2 separate regions of the Homo sapiens genome follow, and region 2 is linked to region 1. A link is an interaction called in ENCODE POLR2A ChIA-PET data of the cell type or tissue named here. Cell type or tissue: Panc1. All regions are shown on one strand. Each heading gives the region's core, and the rest is flanking DNA. Links, peaks and the distances in the headings are about the cores only.

The links. Peaks named below come from ENCODE experiments on the same cell type or tissue, not always from the same donor. Only the 100,000 strongest peaks of a DNase experiment are listed, where the experiment ranks them.
Region 2: POLR2A ChIA-PET joins it to region 1 with 10 read pairs; 1 of 35 experiments calls an interaction of 5 or more read pairs at or near these places.

What each region holds. Positions count from the first base shown.
Region 1 is chr16:51,463,404-51,467,838 of GRCh38, forward strand. All of the region lies in intron 2 of LOC102723323 (a long non-coding RNA gene), which reads right to left. Among named protein-coding and RNA genes, the nearest start is that of HNRNPA1L3, 180 kb to the right of the region's middle. In Panc1, for the core only: no CTCF peak of the experiment used is centred there; a DNase peak (open chromatin) is centred at 1,825.
Region 2 is chr16:51,130,310-51,134,744 of GRCh38, forward strand. It overlaps LOC105371253, which reads right to left. Exons shown (of 2, transcript XM_017023963.3): 2 at 3,439-4,435. The coding sequence ends at 3,892. Among named protein-coding and RNA genes, the nearest start is that of SALL1, 19 kb to the right of the region's middle. In Panc1, for the core only: no CTCF peak of the experiment used is centred there; no DNase peak of the experiment used is centred there; H3K4me3 peaks cover 330 bases.

The DNA.
Region 1 (4,435 bases), core at 125-4,124:
CTCCTTCACCTCATTGCAATGCTCCTTACCCCTGGTTCCTGAGTTTTTTCTTCTCGACACCCCAGCTGACACTAAAGCTTGCTCTCAGTATAAGTTTACCTCATTTAGGCAAATTGTGTCCCCATATGACCTCTCTCAGAGCTGCTGGCCTTTTAAGCCCTCCTAAAGGTTCTATCCCTGTTAAAGCTTATTTACCATTACACTCAGGACACAGACTTATTTTCACAACAGAGCTCCTTCCCAGGAACTGGAAGTGACACCTGGTCAGTGGAAGCTGATTTCACCTTTGGAGAATGGCTTCCTTATTTTCTGGGATGCTGGCTCCCTTTCATCTCCCTGGGATGACCCCTTCCCCCACAACCCAAGCATGCGTGCTCCTGAGCTCTTGGACCTGGTCCTGCTTTTGAGATGATTCTCTGTCTCTTCCCTTTGGCTGTCTTCTTCCAAGCCATCTTGCAAACTGATACACAGATACATAGAACCATCTTGCAGACTGCCCCGCTAAGCAATTCCAGGACTGACTCCCTAAGACTGGCAGCCTGGGAGAGTGGTTAAGAGCACAGGCTCTGAGGCCAAAGTGCAGAATTTGTATCCTGGTTCTGCTACTTCTTAACTGTGTGACCTTGGGCAAGGGACTTAAGCTCCAGATGTCTGTTTTTTTCACTTGTAAAATGGGGAGGGATAATAACGGTACAGGCCTCTGAGTTAATACATGTAAAACACTTCAAACATTACCTGGCATCTTCAGGGAGCTCAGTAAACATTAGCTACTCATCTAGCTCAGCCTAAATAAGAGCTCAGGGTCTCTGCTCCCTTTGTTGCTTTTGCCCCTTTTCTCAAGCCAATTTCCTAGATTTCTTGCAGAGCCTCCCTCTGACTGCGTCCTGGTCATCCTGGGAAGTCTCCTCTCTGACTTGGGGTTTGCCCTGAGCCACAGTCACTTTGCATGGCTTTTCCTCCCAACCTCCTCACCCCTGCAATATAGCCCTCCTCAGGTTGGCAACCTCTTCTCTTCACCTCTGCCTCCCCAACATGCCTTGCAAATAGATCTGCTGACCACAGCTGCTCAAGAAAGAGTTTCTTTAGCTTCATAATGTTGGCTCTTGCTCTGTCCTAGGATGGAGGTGGTTTTAGAATCCTTTTACCTCCAAGACCCTATTAGTACAGCCTTCTGCTGCTTCATATTTATTTGACACTCTTTCATTTGGTCTCCCACCCAAATCATAATAATAAGTGAGCCATGAATTGGGGTTGTCCACCGTCTTGCAAGGCCGGTCAGTCACTTTTTGGTTTAGAGAACCATCAGAATAGGCCGGGCATGGTGGCTCATGCCTGTAATTCCAGCACTTTGGGATGCCAAGGCAGCCAGATTATTTGAGGTCAGGAGCTGGAGACCAGCCTGGCCAACATGGTGAAACCCCATCTCTACCCAAAATACAAAAATTAGCTGGGCGTGGTGGTATGCACCTGTAATCCCAGCTGCTGGGGAGGCTGAGGCAGGAGAATCACTTGAACCTGGGAGGTGGAGGTTGCAGTGAGCAGAGATCGCACCACTGCACTCCAGTTTGGGCAACAGAGTGAGACTCCGTTTCAAAAAAAAAAGAGAACCACTAGAATTAAGCCTATACCAGCCTGCTGGAGGCGGGAGCTTCCATCTGCAAATGTTGAAATGTACGTCTTCTCACCCTAAATCCCAGTCTCCAAGCTGTTCTATGCCATGCCAGCTACCCAGAAAAGTCCTCGGCTGTGGGTTGTTTGTGTTATTTTTTTAGCTGTCATTAAGCCACATGCATTCCTGCTTGTGTAATCATCCGAGAACTATATGAGTTAGCCTGGGAATTGCCACCAACATGCTGCTTGTACTTACTAGCTTTATAACTGATGACCAGGCCGCAGGATAATGACAGCTTTGCTGCCCCACAGTCACTCAATTTAATGTAACTGATTTCTGAAGAAGCAAATGCATCTGCTAACTTTGTCTATATGAGTCAGTGGTATGGAGGCAGAAATCGGCTAAATTATAGGATTAAAAGAACCAAGCAAATTCTAAACATCCCATCCTGGGCCTCTTTGGTCATAGGTCAAACCTTGGTCCTGGAAAGTAGAATTTGATCTGCACAATGCTTTTCAAAAAAATTAGATTTGAACACCTTTAAGAAACTCCTATATCCTCTAGTTTGCTACAATCTCCACTGTTCCCTTTTGTTTTACGTTTGGTTTGCTTCATTCATTTATGTTGACCTGCTTGGTCCCTGAAGCCATTGGGTTTACAGCTAAAAAGCTGAGTGCTTCCTCTAAAAATATGAAAACTAATTACAGAGACACAGAACCATGGAGTTTAGATCTGAAAGGGAAAAGGGAGTGTAATTAAAAAAAATAATTGTCGCCCCACATTTCCAAGTGGAGACTGTGAGGCCAAGTAACATGAAACCATCTGTGACCCATGAGTATCTGTTGACATGGTCTTTGTCATCTTGTTTTCTCAAAAGAGATAACTTCTCTGGATTTTTTTTTTCTTTTTTGAGATGGAGTCTCACTCTGTTGCCCAGGCCTGGAGTGCAATGGCACAGTCTTGGCTCACTGCAGTCTTTGCCTCCCAGGTTCAAGCGATTCTCCCCGCTCAGCCTCCCGAGTAGCTGGAATTACAGGCACCTGCCATCATGCTTGGCTAATTTTTATGTTTTTGTAGAGAAGGGGTTTCACCATGTTGGCCAGGCTAGTCTCAAACTCCTGACCTCAGATGATCCACCCTCCTCGGAATTCTTTTGAGAAACATAAAAGCTATAGAACTATAATAATCATGGTAGCATCATTTGTTAAGAATGTCAGATCCTGATACACAGAACTCACGTGCCAGCTGTCATCTGCCATGGCCTCGGCCTTGTCCCTGGCCAAACCTGAAGAACTTCTCCTTCATCTGGAAGGGCCCACTCCTACCAAAGCATTGTAGCATTGTAGATTTTACTGAAGATCTTGCAATGGAGACAGAAAAAGGGATTGATGTCATGGTAGACCCAGTCTTTCTCTTAGGAATCTTCCCCAGATGTATATTCTCCTCCTAGTATCACTCCTGTGCCCACTACTGACCAGGTCTCTCCCCTGAGCCTTCTTTTTATCAGCCTCTCCAACCCCACACTTCCACGTGCCTCCCCTGGGTTTTTCTGTCCTCTTTTCTTATGTTAAGCGACATAGCTTCTGTCTCTTTCTATCCAGTTTCTATCTCTTTCTGCCACTTAATACTATTTTCAAGTGTGAGGATGGAAATTTTGCTTGTGCTCAGCAAGTAAAAAATTCTTCAGTTCTCATGACCTATCTCTATAAATATGACAATGGAGGATTATAAAGAATAGCAACAAAACAGTTTTGTTCCTCTAAACACACATGGTCTCTAATCCTCACTACAAATTTACAGTGAGGTAGGTATTTTTTGTACCTCATAGAAAAAAAAAAGAAGAACAGAGATCAGGGAGGTCAAGTCACTTGCCCTGGGTCACACAGCTTGTAAGTGCTGCAGATAGAACTTACTCAGGCCTGACCCAAACTCCTTCTTTGCCATGTGGGGGCATTGGATGGCAGGTAGTGGTAGGGCTGAGTTAATTGATCTGCTGGCATCAATTCTAGATGATTCTTCCCTTTAATCTCTATTGGGATCTAATAACTCAGAGGTGGCAATTTTGGTTAAACACCCTCTTTTTTTTGAGACAGTCTTGCTCTGTCACCCAGGCTAGAGTGTACAGTGCAGTGGCATGATCTCAGCTCACTGCAACCTCTGCCTCCCAGGTTCAAGTGATTCTCCTGCCTCAGCCTCCCAAACAGCTGGGATTACAGGTGCCTGCCACTGCGCCCGGCTAATTTTTGTATTTTTAGTAGAGACAGCGTTTCACCATCTTGTCCGGGATGGTCTCGAACTCCTGACCTCTTGATCCAGCTGCCTCGGCCTCCCAAAGTGCTGGGATTATAAGCGTGAGCCACTGCCCCCAGCCCCTTAAACACCGTCTTTTTAAAGAGAATTCATCTTCAGGATGCTTTTTGATGCTTAGAAAGAAACTCCTAATGAGGATACTTCTCCAACTTTTCTTTCTCCTCCTCATCTGAGCCTTATTATAATTCAAGTCTATACATTGCAAGTGACAGTGGTCTCTTTTCTTTACTTCTTTAATTAGTACTGTCATTTTTAATCCACTGGAAAGAAGAATGGGAGATTGAATATCCCAACAGACATGTTATTCTGAAACTCCAATGGTGACAAATTCAAAAACTCATAATAAAGATTTGTTTTCCTATGCTATCCTATTAGCTCAGAGTAGAGAGACTTAGGAATCTTTTCCCCTTTTGGGGGCTAATTCAGAGCCATTTGTGGTTATCACACATAAGATGTTTTAAAACCAAGTTGTCAGGTTGTTAAATGTCTTCGCCATAGAGTGTTCCAGTAATT
Region 2 (4,435 bases), core at 327-4,326, 330 kb before region 1:
TAGAGACAAAGTTTTACCACATTGGCCAGGCTGGTCTCGAACTCCTGACCTCAGGTGATCCTCCCTCCTCGGCCTCCCAAAGTGCTGGGATTACAAGCCTGAGACACCATGCCCGACTCAAACTTTTTTGATGTCAACTCACGCTAAGAACGGCACCATGCCCAGTGCACACATATATATAACTGAAATAAAAGCTTCACAAGACACCACTTACCCTTACTACATGTGGTATACTCTGATATTTTCTGTTCTATTACATTAAAAAAAATAGTCCTGGCGATTATATATTCTGATTTCATAATGCACCAGTGGGTCACATCCTGCAGTTTGGAAAACTCTAGGCCGGGTCTAAGGTATGTATTGACAGATATGGGCAGTGAGATGGGGTTTAAATAAAACTCTGTAAGACTTACAGACCTCATGCTTGTCTGAAACAAGAGACAGATGGTTAGAAGAGAACCCAGAAAGGGTGTCGATGAGTGAAGCCGTGGGATTTGTTCAGATTACTTTGAATTTGGGGAACGTCACCAGTGTAAAACCATTCTGCACTATAAGGGTTTCTCTGGCACAGGATTAGAAAGACTATTGGAGATAAATGAATTTAATGTTTCCCATTCCTTTTGAAATAAATATACTTAAGTTTTAAAAGGGGAGTCAGCTTAAATTATTAAATAAGTAAAAGTAAAGATGGGATTCCACTAATGTAGTTATAAACATGGCAAGAGTTTGAAGGAAGCTACTGGAGCCTATTGATGGAAGTCTAACCTCTCATGGTACAGTTTGGGGAATGGTACCATTGATCAGGCAATGATTGCCAAATGCCCAAAGTTGGCATTCAGGCTAGTGATAGCTCCAGGTCTCCTGGTGTCCAAATGTTCCTTCTCTGCTCTCAGGGCCTTAGTTTTGTCATCTGTTAAGTGGATTGTTACGATGACAAGCAAGATGAGACATGGAGAATTCCAAATTCTGAATACAGAAGCAGGTCTGCAGGCTGATTAGTATAGTTATGTTTTGTCTGGCCCTAATCTCAGGAGTGGGGTCTACCATGTTTACATGTTTACCCTTGTTTCCAGGTGACTTCCAGGACCTCATCCTGAATGTAGTTGGGATGAGAAGATGATGTGACCTCCTGGTCTCCAGGCATCCATGACCTAACAGACTGCACTGTGTCAGGATTCAGCTATGCCTGGTGCAGCTGGACTAGGTCCCACTCTGGGTCTTATAAGGAAGGATCGACTTGTGTGTGGCCTCCAATGCAGTTTCACTTGTCTTCAAAGCCCTCCGCAGAATGTAAGTAAAAATCTGATCCTGGAATTGCCCTTGGCGAGGTGAGCAGCCAGGGGCCACACACAGAAAACAGTCTGTTCCTGGTGGCGTTCGGAAAGGCCAGTCACACTTGCCACCCCCGTTGTCATCGTCCCTAGCTTCAGAAAGCACTGGAGCCAGGTTGACATGCGGCCGATGAGTCTTTGTTCAACTTGAGCTCAGATGGACACAGAAACATGAGAGGAGCCAAGTCCTATGTTTAAACAGTTAAGAGGAAGCCAGGCTCAGTAAGGAACTACAACCCGGGATTTAGCCTGGTCCAATTTTCCTTCTCTGGGATTTCCTGTCCTTTTTTGTAGATGTTTCTATCTATCGAATGTTCCCTGGTCATTGGTTGAAGGCCATCAAGTCGGCGGTGAAAGTCTTACCCAGTACTTACACAGTACTTCAGCTTAGCTGCGAAAATATCAATGAGCTGCCGAACTGTGTGGACCCCAAGCCAGGCTGATGGGACACACGTGCCAGGCCTCTGTCCATCTGCCCTTCACGGTGGAAAAAGAGCCCAAACTTTAAGACTGGGCTTAAACAAAGCATCCACACAAAGAAGTCCAGCCTGCTACCCCAACAACTGCCAGGGGGGCAGGCCACATTGGGGTTGGTGGGGGACAGAAAACCGGTGGGTCTTTAAGGAATGCAAAAGAAGGGAACCCCAAAGGCCCCCTGCAATGTCCTCAGACTGCAGTTAAAATTTAACAAATTTTTAATGTAAATCATCTGGCATACTCAATTGCATGGGGTACACGGGATGGGTGGGGGTGAGGGGTGGCAGCAGGGAGGGAACAATGGCTAGGATTAGATAATTTACTTAGTGCTAAAATTCCAGGAAGTTTGTGTTGATCTGGGCCTGGATCTTGTTACTTTTTAGCTCAAATCTAAATCTTTATCTTCCTCTAAGAGTTGAGAGGACATTTATTACGTCGTCATTTTTACAGTTGTAATTTTTACTCCCTTTCATCAAATAGAGCTGGTTAGATTAGCAGCTCTTAGCACTGAGATGAAAATATTGGTAGGGCCCAATGGGTCCTGTTTTGTTTATTCTAACAGAGCAGGCTTTGATCTAGACATATTTCCTGGGGTCTGGACGAGATGACCTAATTCCTGTCTTATCCGTCTCTACTTTTCTGTGAATCTCAGATTGCGCTTTACTGTGGAGCCCTTTGAAATTCACTTTATACTTTTTTCCACTTTGTTACCCACTCTGACATTTGTTTCATTTGGGATGGAGTGTGTAACTCCTAGCAAATAATCCATTGCTTTATTTTTCTAACAGGACTGCTAAGTTTTAACAGAGTAGGAGCTTTTTTTTTTTTTTTTGCTCTCTCATTCTTGACATTCACGACATGCCAAAAACAATAAGCAAATAATCTACTGCTAGAAATTTATGTCAACTGCAAATCATTAAGAATTTTCTGTTTGAAGACATTTTTTTCTTGTAATTAAAAAAAAAAAATGCCCTCCCTCCACTCCCTAAAAAGCCATTTGAATAGACCTGGCCTGTGAAGATTGGGATGTAAAAACTCAAAGCGCAAAGCCAGCTTCAGGTATCTCCAGCTGATCTGCAGGACCCCTCCCTTACGCTACCCACCCTTCCCCAACCCAGACCGGGGGTGGGGGTGGGGGGGGAGGGAGGGAGGGAGGGGTCATCTCGAGCAGCTTGGGTTTGTCATTGGTTCTCTCTCTCTTTTTTTCCCCTCCCCAGGTCCCTGTCAATCACCAAACTGCTCTTCCAAGTATATTTTCCAGGAAGAAGGAAGCCCGTGGCGGGGGGGTGGGTGGAAAAGGGAGGGTAGTGGAGATGACGGGAGAAGGAAGAAAGAAAAAGCACGACGGAATATAAGGAAGGAAAGATAGAGAGAATGAGAGAATGACAGCTACCCAGGCAGAGAGGAAGAACAGGAAACGCAGTTCCTGGGGAGGGGTGGGGGGAACAAAAACAACAAAAAACCTCGAATAAACTACAAATTCCTAACGTTTGTAAATTTTGAGTGATAGACACAAAGCGTTTCTTAAATTCTTCTCTGGGCTGTTCTGTATTTTTACAATTCCCCCCTTTTTAAAAAAAAAAGCTGGGGAAACTGTCACCAAAGTGAATATTTTTAGCTAAACAATTCTGTGAACTTAGTTGCAGCAACAATCCTTCCTTAATTCAGTGAATTCGGTTCTCGGTGATTTCAATACCACCACGAGGCACCTCTAGTGAGGCGTAGCGGGGCAAGGGTCGGGGAGTAGGTGAGGAGGGGGTGCGCGCCCGTCAGCTGCCTTCACCTCAACCCTGTTGCTTTGTAAATGTAAATCCAGTTCTGTTCTGCGGGCCGAGCCCAAAGGCTGAGTGTATTTTTCACACTGGGAGGAGAAGCAGGGCAGAGGGCGATTTCTTATTTTGGAAATGGATGGAAAGGGGAATGAATGGGCAGGTAATAATCAATAGATTAGAAAGATAGTCAATCAATAAATGGATAGGCAGGGACAAAAGGAGACACAGAGAGAGAAAAAGAGAGAGAGAGAGAGAGAGGAGGGGGTTGGAGAGAAAGAGACGGAGAGACAGAGAGACCCTCTGACCTTTTCCTAAACTCTTCTGATGGCTCCGGAAAGAGAAGTGACTTTTGCTCCCCTTAACTCACTTTCAGAAACCGCTGGAAGGTGGGAGGTTAGTGATGAGAGGGAAAGGGAACACAGCGCCCCCGCTCCCCTCTCCCCACTGCCTGCCTCTTGGAAATGGACGCGCAGCCCAAGGTGGTGCAGGGCGGTGACCTTCGCGCCCGGCCCGGAGTGCGGGAGCCCCGGGGACTTGGCGGCGGCGGCCATTGGAGAGCGGGGTCCAGCTGCTGGCAGACGCTCGGTGGAAAGTGTCGCGGCGCAGCCCCTGGACACCTTTGGAGAGGGCCGGCGAGGCGCCGGGCATGTGCGGCAGGGTGGCGCTGTCGAAGCCTGCCCCTCTCGGTGGGCGGCAGCCCCCCGGATCACTTCCCTCAGATGTCCCCAGGCCCTGTCCCTGGGCGTAAAGGGCGCGCAGCCCGGGGCAGCCCCTCCTCGCCACGCCCAGCGATGGGAAGTTGTGGACGTCGTCTGTGCAACGGAAACAGCTCCATCTGGCCCGCGCAGAACCAGA